2 separate regions of the Homo sapiens genome follow, and region 1 is linked to region 2. Evidence: read pairs that join two places in POLR2A ChIA-PET (ENCODE). Cell type or tissue: PC-9. All regions are shown on one strand. Each heading gives the region's core, and the rest is flanking DNA. Links, peaks and the distances in the headings are about the cores only. Region 1 has its middle 11 kb from the start of JARID2-DT. Region 2 overlaps JARID2 (jumonji and AT-rich interaction domain containing 2).

The links. Peaks named below come from ENCODE experiments on the same cell type or tissue, not always from the same donor. Only the 100,000 strongest peaks of a DNase experiment are listed, where the experiment ranks them.
Region 1: POLR2A ChIA-PET joins it to region 2 with 9 read pairs; 11 of 35 experiments call an interaction of 5 or more read pairs at or near these places.

Annotation. Positions count from the first base shown.
Region 1 is chr6:15,231,725-15,237,104 of GRCh38, reverse strand. No RefSeq gene overlaps it. Among named protein-coding and RNA genes, the nearest start is that of JARID2-DT, 11 kb to the left of the region's middle. In PC-9, for the core only: no CTCF peak of the experiment used is centred there; no DNase peak of the experiment used is centred there.
Region 2 is chr6:15,321,107-15,326,486 of GRCh38, reverse strand. All of the region lies in intron 1 of JARID2 (jumonji and AT-rich interaction domain containing 2), which reads right to left. It also overlaps the pseudogene RNU6-645P. Among named protein-coding and RNA genes, the nearest start is that of JARID2-AS1, 75 kb to the right of the region's middle. RefSeq lists an enhancer at 3,019-3,068. In PC-9, for the core only: no CTCF peak of the experiment used is centred there; a DNase peak (open chromatin) is centred at 3,156; H3K27ac peaks cover 2,225 bases.

The sequences.
Region 1 (5,380 bases), core at 70-5,069, 89 kb after region 2:
TTTCACTCTTGTTGCCCAGGCTAGAGCGCAATGGCTCCAAATCTTGGCTCACCACAACCTCCGCCTCCTGGGTTCAACCGATTCTCCTGCCTCAGCTTCCCAAGTAGCTGGATTACAGCCATGTGCTACCATGCCCGGCTAATTTTGTATTTTTAGTAGAGACGGGGTTTCTCCATTTTGGTCAGCCTGGTCTCGAACTCTCGAACTCTCGACCTCAGGTGATCCGCCCGCCTCAGCCTCCCGAAGTGCTGGGATTACAGGTGTGAACCACCGTGCCCGGCTTCTCCTGCCCTTCTTTCACCTGCCCCAGTGCAAGACACTAATCTGCTTTTCTTTTTTCTTTTTACTTTTTTGAGACAAGGTCTCACTCAGTTGCCCAGGCTGGAGTGTAGTTGTGTAATCATAGCTCCCTGTGGCCTGAAACTCCTGAGTTCAAGCAATCCTCCGGCCTTGGCCTCCCGAAATGCTAGGATTACTGGCATGAGCCACCTCGCCAGGGCTTCCCCCACCCCTCATCTTTCGGATTCTGGGTCTTAAAGGGTCCACCATATATACCCTAGGGGAAGGAATGCTGGATTCATGAAGCTTCCATAAAAATCCAAGAGGGTCCTGGCAAAGTGGCTTACACCTATAATCTCAACACTCCGGTAGACCTAGGCGGGAGGATCGCTTGAGGCCAGGAGTTTGAAACTAGCCCGGGCAACAGAGCAAGACCCAGTCTCTCAAAAAAAAAAAAAAAAAATTAGTCCGGGAGCAGTGGCTTATGCCTGTAATCATAACACTTTGGGAAGCCGAGGAAGGTAGATCACCTGAGGTCAGGAGTTCAAGACCAGCCTGGCCAACACGATGAAACCCCATCTCTACTAAAAATAAAAATACAAAAATTAGCCAGGCATGGTGGCTGGCACTATAATCCCAGCTACTCAGGAAGCTGAGGCAGGAGAATCACTTGAACCTGGGGGACACAGGTTGCAGGGAGCGGAGATTGTGCCATTGCACTCCAGCCTGGGTGACAGAGCGAAAGTCACTCTCAAAAAAAAAAAGAAATTAGCTAGGTGTGGTGGCGAGTACCTGTAGTACCAGCTACTTGGGAGGCTGAGGTAGGAGGATCACTTGAACTCAGAAGGTCAAGGCTGCAGTGCACTGTGATAGTGTCACTGAACTCCAGCCTGGGGGACAGAGAGAGGAGACCTTATCTCAGAAAATTTAAAAAACAAAACAAAACAAGAGGACTGGGTTCAGGGAGCTTCCATATAGCTGACCAAGTGGAGGTTCCTGGAGAGTGGCACACTGGGGAGTGCACGGATGCTCCACCCTCTCCGCCATGCCTTGCCCCACACATTTCTTCATCTGCATCCTTTGTAGTATCCTTTATAATAAGCTAGTAAATGTAAGTAATTGTTTCCCCGAGTTCTGTGAGCCCCTCTAGCAAATTAATCAAACCCAAGAGAGCGTCATGGGAACCCCACCCAACTCAAAGCTGGTTGGTCAGAAGTTCCACAGGCCCGGACTTACAAATGGTGTTGGGGATGAGTCTTGGGGACTGAGCCTTCAACCTGTGGGATCTGAGGCTATCCCCAGGTGGATAGTGTTGGAATTGAATCAAAGGACTCTCAGCTGGTGTCTGCTTCTTGGTGTATAGGGAAAACCTCCATTCATTTGGTCCCAGAAAACTTCTGTGTTGATGATTATTGTGGTGGTATGTGAGTAGGGGAAAAACAGTTTCCAAATTTTTCCCCAAATAATGACTATATTCAAAACATTTACAGCCTGGCACGGTGGCTCATGCCTGCAGTCCCAGCATTTTGGAAGGCCAAGGCAGGCATATCACCTGAGGTCAAGAGTTCGAGACCAGCCTGGCCAACATGGCGAAACTTCGTCTCTACTAAAAACACAAAAATTTGGACGTGCGCTGTGGCTCACGTAATCCCAGCACTTTCGGAGGCTGAGGCGGGCGGATCGTGAGGTCAGGAGATCGAGACCATCCTGGCTAACACGGTGAAACCCCATCTCTACTAAAAATACAAAAAAAAAATTAGCCGGGTGTGGTGGCGGGTGCCTGTAACCCCCGCTGCTCGGGAGGCTGAGGCAGGAGAATCACTTGGACCCGCGAGGCAGAGGTTGAAGTGAGCCCGTGATTGTGCCACTGCACTCCAGCCTGGATGACAGAGTGAGACTCCGTCTCAAAAAAAAAAAAAAAACACACACAAAAAAACAAAAATCAGTCGGGTGTGGTGGTACACACCTTTAGTCCCAGCTACCTGGAAGGCTGAGGCAGCAGAATCACTTGAACCCAGAAGGCAGATGTTGCAGTGAGCTGAGAACATACCATTGTACTCTAGCCTGGGCAACAGACAAAACAAAAAACAAAAAACAAAAACCTCCATCTCAAAAAAAAAAAAAAAGTATTAAACTTAGCCAGGCACAAAGGCACAATAGTCACAGCTACTTGGGAGCTGAGGCAGGAGGACTGATCAGTTGAGTCCAGAACTTTGAGGTTGCAGTGAGCTATGATCGCACCACTGCACTCCAGCCTGGGCAACAGAGCAAGACCCTAGCTCTAAAAAAACAAAAAAAGAAACCTCAAAAGAGACAGCCAGACAGACAGATATAAATAGGACACACATTGGTCACAGTTATGCTTTTGGCACTCTGAGTGTTTGAATTGATATTTTTGAAGGTGAGACCAGGGGCCCAGTTGATAGAGTTTGTATCTCCAAAGCATCCTTTGACCCAAAACAGGTAACCTGGAATTCTCTTATCCTAGAAGGCAAGAAAAACCAGAAGGAAGGAGCCACATTTTTGGAAGTTACTATAGAGCAGATCCTTGGAGATTGGAGATTTCGCAAGTCATGTCAGTATGCCTGGGACTGTCCCAGATTTTCCCAGGCCTCAGATGTAAGGGTCATATTCACATTACTTCTACTCTACATCTCCCCACTTACCCAGCAAAGTACCTGTCCCATAGGAGATAAATGCTTGTTAAATAAGTAAATGGGCCAGACCAGGTGGCTCATGCCTATAATCCCAGCACTTTGGGAGGCCAAGGTGGGAGAATCACTTGAAACCCGGAGTTCAAGACCAGCCTGGGTGCCGGGCGCAGTGGCTCACACCTGTAATCCCAGCACTTTGGGAGTCTGAGGCAGGCAGATCACCTGAGGTCAGGAGTTCTAGAGCAGCCTGACCAACATGGAGAAACCCCGTCTCTACTGAAAATACAAAATTAGCTGGGTGTGGTGGCGCATGCCTGTAATCCCAGCTACTCCGGAGGCTGAGGTAGGAGAATTGATAGAATCCAGGAGGCGGAGGTTGCGGTGAGCTGAGATCGCGCCACTGCACTCCAGCCTGGGCAACAAGAGCAAAATTCTGTCTCAAAAAAAAAAAAAAAAAAAAAAACAAACAAACAAACAAAAAAAACCAGCCTGGGCAATGTAGTGAGGCCCCATGTCTTAAAAAAAAAAAAAAAAAAAAAAGTCCAGGTGCAGTGGCTCATGCCTGTAATCCCAGCACTATGGGGTGCTGAGGTGGGTGGATCATGAGGTCAGGAGTTCAAGACCAGCCTGGCCAAGATGGTGAAACCCCATCTCTACTAAAAATATAAAAATTAGCTGGGCATGGTGGCGGGCACCTGTAATCCCAGCTACTCCAGAGGCTGAGGCAGAGAATTGCTTGAACCTGGGAGGCGGAGGTTGCAGTGAACCGACATCATGCAGCACTGCACTCCAGCCTGGGCAACAGAGTGAGACTACATCTCAAAAAAAATAAATTAAGCAGGCTTGGTGGCTCATGCCTATAGTCCCAGCTATTCACGGAGCTAAGGTGGAAGGATCACCTGAGCCTAGAAAGTCAAGGCTGCAGTGAGCCACAATCATGCCATTACACTCCAGCCTGGATGACAGAGCAAGACCCTGTCTCAAAAAATAAATACATACATACATAAATACATAAATTGACATGTGATACTGCCATTTACCATTTTGTTCAAAAATCATTCTCTGCATCTGAGGTACCCTTTCAAATAGGCCAGCTACCAGCAAGGAGTTGCAATTATTGAGGAAGTGAAAATGGTTAACAAGTGGCATTTAAAATATCTCTATTTGGCTTTCCAGCCAGAACTCTTTGTGTGAACTATCCAAAGCGGATATAAAATACTTTTATGTTAGCCAGGCATGGCAGCATACACCCGTAGTTCTAGCTATTCAGGAGGTTGCACCAGAGGGTCCCTTGAGCCCAAGAGTTCGAATCCAGCCTCAGCAACAGACCCTAAAAAAACAAAAACTTGTTGGCCAGGCACAGTGGCTCACGCCTGTAATCCCAGCGCTTTAGGAGGCCTAGGTGGGCAGATCACGAGGTCAGGAGATGGAGACGATCCTGGCTAACATGGTGAAACCCTGCCTCTCCTAAAGATACAAAAAATTAGCTGGGCATGGTGGCATGCACCTGTAGTCCCAGCTACTCGGGAGGCTGAGGCAAGAGAATCCCTTGAACCCAGGAGGCGGAGGTATCAGTGAACTGAGATCACGCCACTCCACTCCAGCCTGGGTGACATAGTAAGACTCTGTCTCAAAAAAAAAAAAAATTATTTTTTGTAGAAACAGGTCTTGCTATATTGTCCAGGCTGGTCTCGAACTCCTGGGCTCAAACAGTCCTCTCACGTTGGCATCCCAAAGTTGGAGGATGGCAGACCTGAGCCACCATGCCCAGCTTTTCAAACATTTTCAATACAAAATGTGAATCTAAAATTCAAGATGAGGATAGATATATTCAGCTGACAAATGATACCTGTCTTCTGCTGTTGGATTGAATTGTTCCCCCCAAAAATTCGTATGTTGAAGTCATAGTCCCCAGTACCTCAGAATATGACTGACTTTGGAAATAGAGTCTGTAAAGAGGTAATTAAGTTAAAATGAGGTCATATGGGTGAGCTTCAACCTGAGATGACTGGTGTCCTTATAAGAGGAGTCGATTGAGTGCGGTGGCTCACATCTCTAATCTCAATGCTTTGGGAGGCAGACTGGGGAGGATCGCTTGAGCCCAGCAGTTTGAGACCAACCTAGGCAAATAGTGAGACCCCAATCTGTACAAAAAAATTAAAAATTAGCCCCACATGGCCGGGCGCGGTGGCTCATGCCTATAATCCCAGCACTTTGGGAGGCTGAGGCGGGTGGATTGCCTGAGCTCAGGAGTTCAAGACCAGCCTGATCAACATAGAGAAACGCTGTCTCTACTAAAAATACAAAATTAGCCAGATGTGGCAGCAGGTGCCTGTAAGGCAGCAGGTGCTGAGGCAGGAGAATTGCTTGAACCCGGGAGGTGGAGGTTGCTGTGAGCGGAGATTGTGCCCTTGCACTCCAGCCTGGGCAACAAGAGCAAAACTCTG
Region 2 (5,380 bases), core at 322-5,321:
AGGCGTGGTGGCTCACTCCTGTAACCTCAGCACTTTGGAAGGCTAAGGCATGGGGCCAGGACTTCAAGGACAGCCTGAGCAACATAGTGAGACCCCATCTACCAAAAATAAAAATTAGCTGGGTATGGTGGTGCACACATGCGGTCCTAGCTAGTGAGAAGGCTGAGGCGAGAGTATTGCATAAGCCCAGGTGTTTGAGGTCACAGTGAGCTATGATGGCACCACCACTGAACTCCACCCTGTCTCCACCTTCCACCCCCCAAAAAAATGTCTGAGATTTGCTTCACTTAGAGTAAAGGTGTAAATGAAACAAAATTCACCATGGGTTGATACTTCTGCAATTAGGAGAGGCTGCATAGAAGTGTACTGCATATTTTCAGGACTCAAAAAAGCTACTGTTTACCTGGGTTTCATATACACATTGATATTTACCATACTAGAAATTAAAACAAATTTCATATTAATTCATTTAGAAAATTATACAATCATTACATGTTAACAGAAATAAAATTTTTATGAAAATTGTATTTTACACATTGAAAAAACTGTGAGAAAAGTGGCACTGCTTTCCACTTCTGCAAAAGTCTTTAATATCTGGCTTAACGGGAGTCAACACAGTTCTCATAACTCAATTCAATCTGATGCAATATCACATATCATGTAGTATCTGGAAAGCCCCACTGCACATTTGTGAGAAAATGAAGACAATAATGTCTCAGTTTTTACCATGGTACTACTTTTCGCCTTGGAAACTCCCAGGAAGGGACTATGATCTAGGGATCCCTAGATGACAGTTTGAGAACCGCTGTGATGGAGCAAAGTCTATGGCGGTAAATAAGAATTTCCTTGACTTAGCAAGATTTCTACGATCCTCTTTACTCTGGTGAAATCAAAGTCCCAAGTTGACAAAAAGAACATCATGTCACCCCTGAACACCCTCCTGCACACCACACCATCATGAAGAAAGGGTCTCTGTAGTATGGACTGGTCAAAGTACCCTTAGACATTCCCACAGCTAAATTCAGGACAAGCTGTGAATGTTCAAGATGTACTTCTAGACCGCTGATCCCTAATAGGAAATCAATATGCTGGGTCTCTTGACAAGCAATTTTCTTTTAAATTAAATAGGGGGAAAAAAAGGATAGATTACAATATAACACGGAGAGTGAGGCTAAGCTGAAATTGTTTCAGTTGTGTGTGTGCACACACACAGGTAGCCACAAATACTGGGTCTCAATTCGAAAGTTCTTATTGCAAATAAAAGTCAAAATTAACAACAACACAATTCCCTCAGGTACAAGGTACAGATTATAAAAGTCTTTATAAAGAAAGAAAATGGGAAGAAAAACCATGTTTGAAGAGGAAGTAAAGGTGGTGACTAAATTAAGTTAAAAAAATCAAGTTTTGAAATTGTGGTATGGTCCTCATTAAAGAAAAAAAAAGAAATTATAAACACATACGAATACACAGAAAAACTCTAAAAGCATCTCCTCCAGCAAGGGATTTAGGCAGGCTTGAGTGCAACTTATTACTTTATTCCTTTCAGGGCTGTTGAAATTCTTTGACAAAGGGCAGGGAATGCTTTCAGAGTTTAAAACAACAACAACAAAAGACATTCTTTTCTTTTTTTTTTTTTTAATAACAAAACCACCTCTGACCCGTACTTTGCTCCAAACAAATATTAACTCAAAAAGCAGTTGGCGGGAGCGGTGGCTCACACTTGCAATCCCAGCACTGTGAGAGGCCGAGGCAGGAGGATCACACTTGAACTCAGGAGTTTGCAAAGTGCCTGGAAAATAAAGCAAGGCTACAAAACTACCAAAAAAAAAAAAAAACACAAAAATCAGCCAGGCGTGGTGGTGCACGCCTGTAGTACCAGCTACTTGGGAGGCCAAGACAGGAGAACTGCTTGAACCCAGAAGGCGGAGGCGGAGATTGCAGTGAACCTCCAGCCTGGTTCAAAGACTGTCTTTTAAAAAAAAGAAAAAGAAGAAGAAAAAGGAGGGGGGTCATAGTGCTCACCTTGGCAGCTCATATATTAAAACTGGAACATTACACAGAAGATAACACGGCCCCCGTATAAAGATGACATGCAAATTCGTGAAGCTTTTCTTTTTAAAGTGATCACAAGCAAAATGTGGGGGAAAAAATTATAAAACTCCAAGAGGAAACACAAGAGATAATCCTTCCAATCTTAGGTTATACAAAGATTTCCTAGGACACAAAAAGGATGAATGATAATACCTTGGGCTTCATACAAATCAAAAAGGATTTTCTTTTTTTTTTTTCCAGTTTTTTTTTTTCTTTTGAGACAGAGTCTAGCTCTGTCCCCCAGGCTGGAGTGCAGTGGCCCAATCTTGGCTCACTGCAAGCTCTGCCTCCCCGGTTCATGCCATTCTCCTGCCTCAGCCTGAGTAGCTGGGACTACAGGCGCCCGCCACCACGCCCGGCTAATTTTTTGTATTTTTAGTAGAGACAGGGTTTCACCATGTTAGCCAGGATGGTCTCGATCTGCTGACCTTGTGATCCGCCCGCCTCAGCCTCCCAAAATGCTGGGATTACAGGCATGAGCCACCACGCCCAGCCTTTTTTATTTTTTGACAGAATCTTGCTCTGTCACCCAGGCTGGAGTACAGTGGCGCGATCAGCTCACTGCATCTTCTGCCTCCAGGGCTCAAGTGATTCTCACGTGGCCTCCAGAGTAGCTGGGATTACAGGCGCACACCACCACACCCGGCTAATTTTTGTATTTTGAGTAAAGAGAGAATCTCACCATGTTGCGATCTGCCTGCTTCGGCCTCCCAAAGTGCAGGGATTACAGGTGTGAGCCACCACACCCAACAAAAGGAATTTTCTTTGGAAGGCAATGTTAAGAAATGTTACAGGTTGCCTTGTGTCCCCTAAAAAGTCTTATGCTTAAGTCCAAACCCCTAGTACCTCAGTATGTGACTGAATTTGAAGATCTGAAGTAAAAGGACAGCAGTAGGGTGGTCTCTGAGCAATAAAGTTCAAGACAAAAGACGACAAGTTTGCTGTCAAGGGAAAAGCACCAAAGAGAGAAGGCCAAGCCACATATCTATGAAGACGCTAGGCCAAGAGGGCAGGATTTCCCGGTGCTGTAGCACACCCAGGCTGGGCTAGGGTGAGTCACACACACACACCTGGCTCATTCCTGTGATTGTAAGAAAGAAAAGGAAAGAACAAGACACAGCTAATCCTACACAGTTCAGATATGCTTAATGGATAGAGAAGGCAATCAGGGAGAAATGCATTTGGGAAACCAGGCTGTGCCTGCCTGCCTGGCAAGCAAAAGCCCACCACCCACACAGAGCTAAGAGGTTTCGTACCACAGAGTGCAAAAGAAAAACAGCCAGAATGAATGTGTCAGGAAACCTACAACCAGAATGTTGTGAGGAAAAGTAACCTACAGTCCTGGTGTTTGCTACCTTAGCATTTGCTAGAATGAGCCTGCTGCTACGACCAAATTGCATACAGTCCAATCTCAAATGAACCAGATAATTCAGAACAGCTTGGAATTTTTCTCTCTGGTTTAAGAGTATGCTGTTATGTTTATATTATGGTTATGCCTAATATTCTGGAATTTGGAAATCAAGGGGAAAGTTTTATTTTGTTTGAAGACATAATTTGGAAGTGGTTTAGGAAATCAACTATCCCCTCTTCTCTATGCTGAAATCTCCCCTACTGCTACCCCCAGGGTTCACCAACTTCTCATACAAAACATCACCCCCAAAATGAGCTGCTGGCTCCCTAATTTGCTGTTTGGCTAAATGACTTAAAGAGAGAAGTTTTGGGTCAGCCAGTGGCTTAGTGCAAATATTCCCTGGCTCCTGGCTAAAAATATGGCCCAGGTATTTGGGTTTAGTCAAATCCCTGAAATCTAAGCATTTCTCATGTCATTAAAACTCATTAAATCCTTGCAGGGTAGGTAGATGCTACCAGTATCTCCCACTTTGAAGGAAAGGAATCAGAGAAGAATGTTACTTAAAAGCACACACCTAGCCAGTGTATCCAGTGCTTCCTGTACACAGACAAAACACACTGGGTGATAAAACATTTCACAGGAACTTGCAAATCAATAATTGGTCCAGAGAGTGATAATAGTGAATATGGCTTGCGTAGCTAGGACTACAGGAGTGTGTCACCATGCCTGGCAAGTGCCCTCTAACCAAGTCTCAGAATCAGAAGCACAGAAGCCTGTGCACCTTTTCCTCACTCTTACTGCTCCTTGAAAACTAAGCTTCAACAAATGACCCTATGATTCTACATGCCTGTTTGGATATTTGAAATTACAATTATGTGTTTTTCATGCTACCAAACAGGAGCTATGCAGATTTCCCATTCTCCCATTAACCACTAGACACTAAATCTAATACTTCTTCCAGGCCGGGCGCGGTAGCTCATGCCTGTAATTACAGCACTTTGGGAGGCAGGCGAACAACGAAGTCAGGAGTTTGAGGCCAGCCTGGCCAACATGGTGAAACCCCGTCTCTAGTAAAAATACAAAAAATTAGCTGGGCGTAGTGCTGGGCAGTGTAATCCCAGCTACTTGGGAGGCTAAGGCAGGAGAATTGCTTGAACCCGGAAGGCGAAGTTTGCAGTGAGCCGAGATCACACCGCTGCACTCCAACCTGGGCGACAAAGTGAGACTCCATCTCAAAAAAAAAAAAAAAAAAAAAAAAAAACAAGAATTCTTCCAATTATAAAATTAGATTGCTATTCTAACTCACACTCTATTATTGAAGTCTCATATCTTCAAAGAAAGCATTTCTGTTGTTTGTTCTTGTTAACTTACTTAGCCACTGACCCAAAGAAGAGTCAAGCAATTGGCTTGTAAATACGAGGAGAAGCTGAAGGAAATCATGTTTTCTAATGACAAGTTACGAAGTAGATAAACCCCCTGACAGTCAGTCTTTGGTTCTGAATAGAGATCTTGATTTCACTGCCACCCACATTTAAGAAACAGAGCAGAAGTAATAAAAAGCTACAAACCATGTTTCAAGGCCCAATCAAAAAGGTTTACAAAATTGTTAAATATTTCCTGCTCAAACATAATTTGAATTGCAGGTTCCCATTAATGAAATATGTGCCGTAATTAATACTACATGTGAGTTCATTAGTTCATAGTTAGCCTTAGTTACAGAGTGGACAACTCACAACTATTAATAATTTCATGATTTTTCTTTGTGATGTAAAAAAATGACATTCCCTTCATTCCCTTTATCCCCACAAGAAGGTGTATGATTATACTGATTATACTGATATATAGTATATATATCATGGCACAGGGCCAGGTGTTTTGTAATTGATAACACTGAGTAATCAGACTGTTGAATTCTTGCACAGATCTAGTTATTTTCTT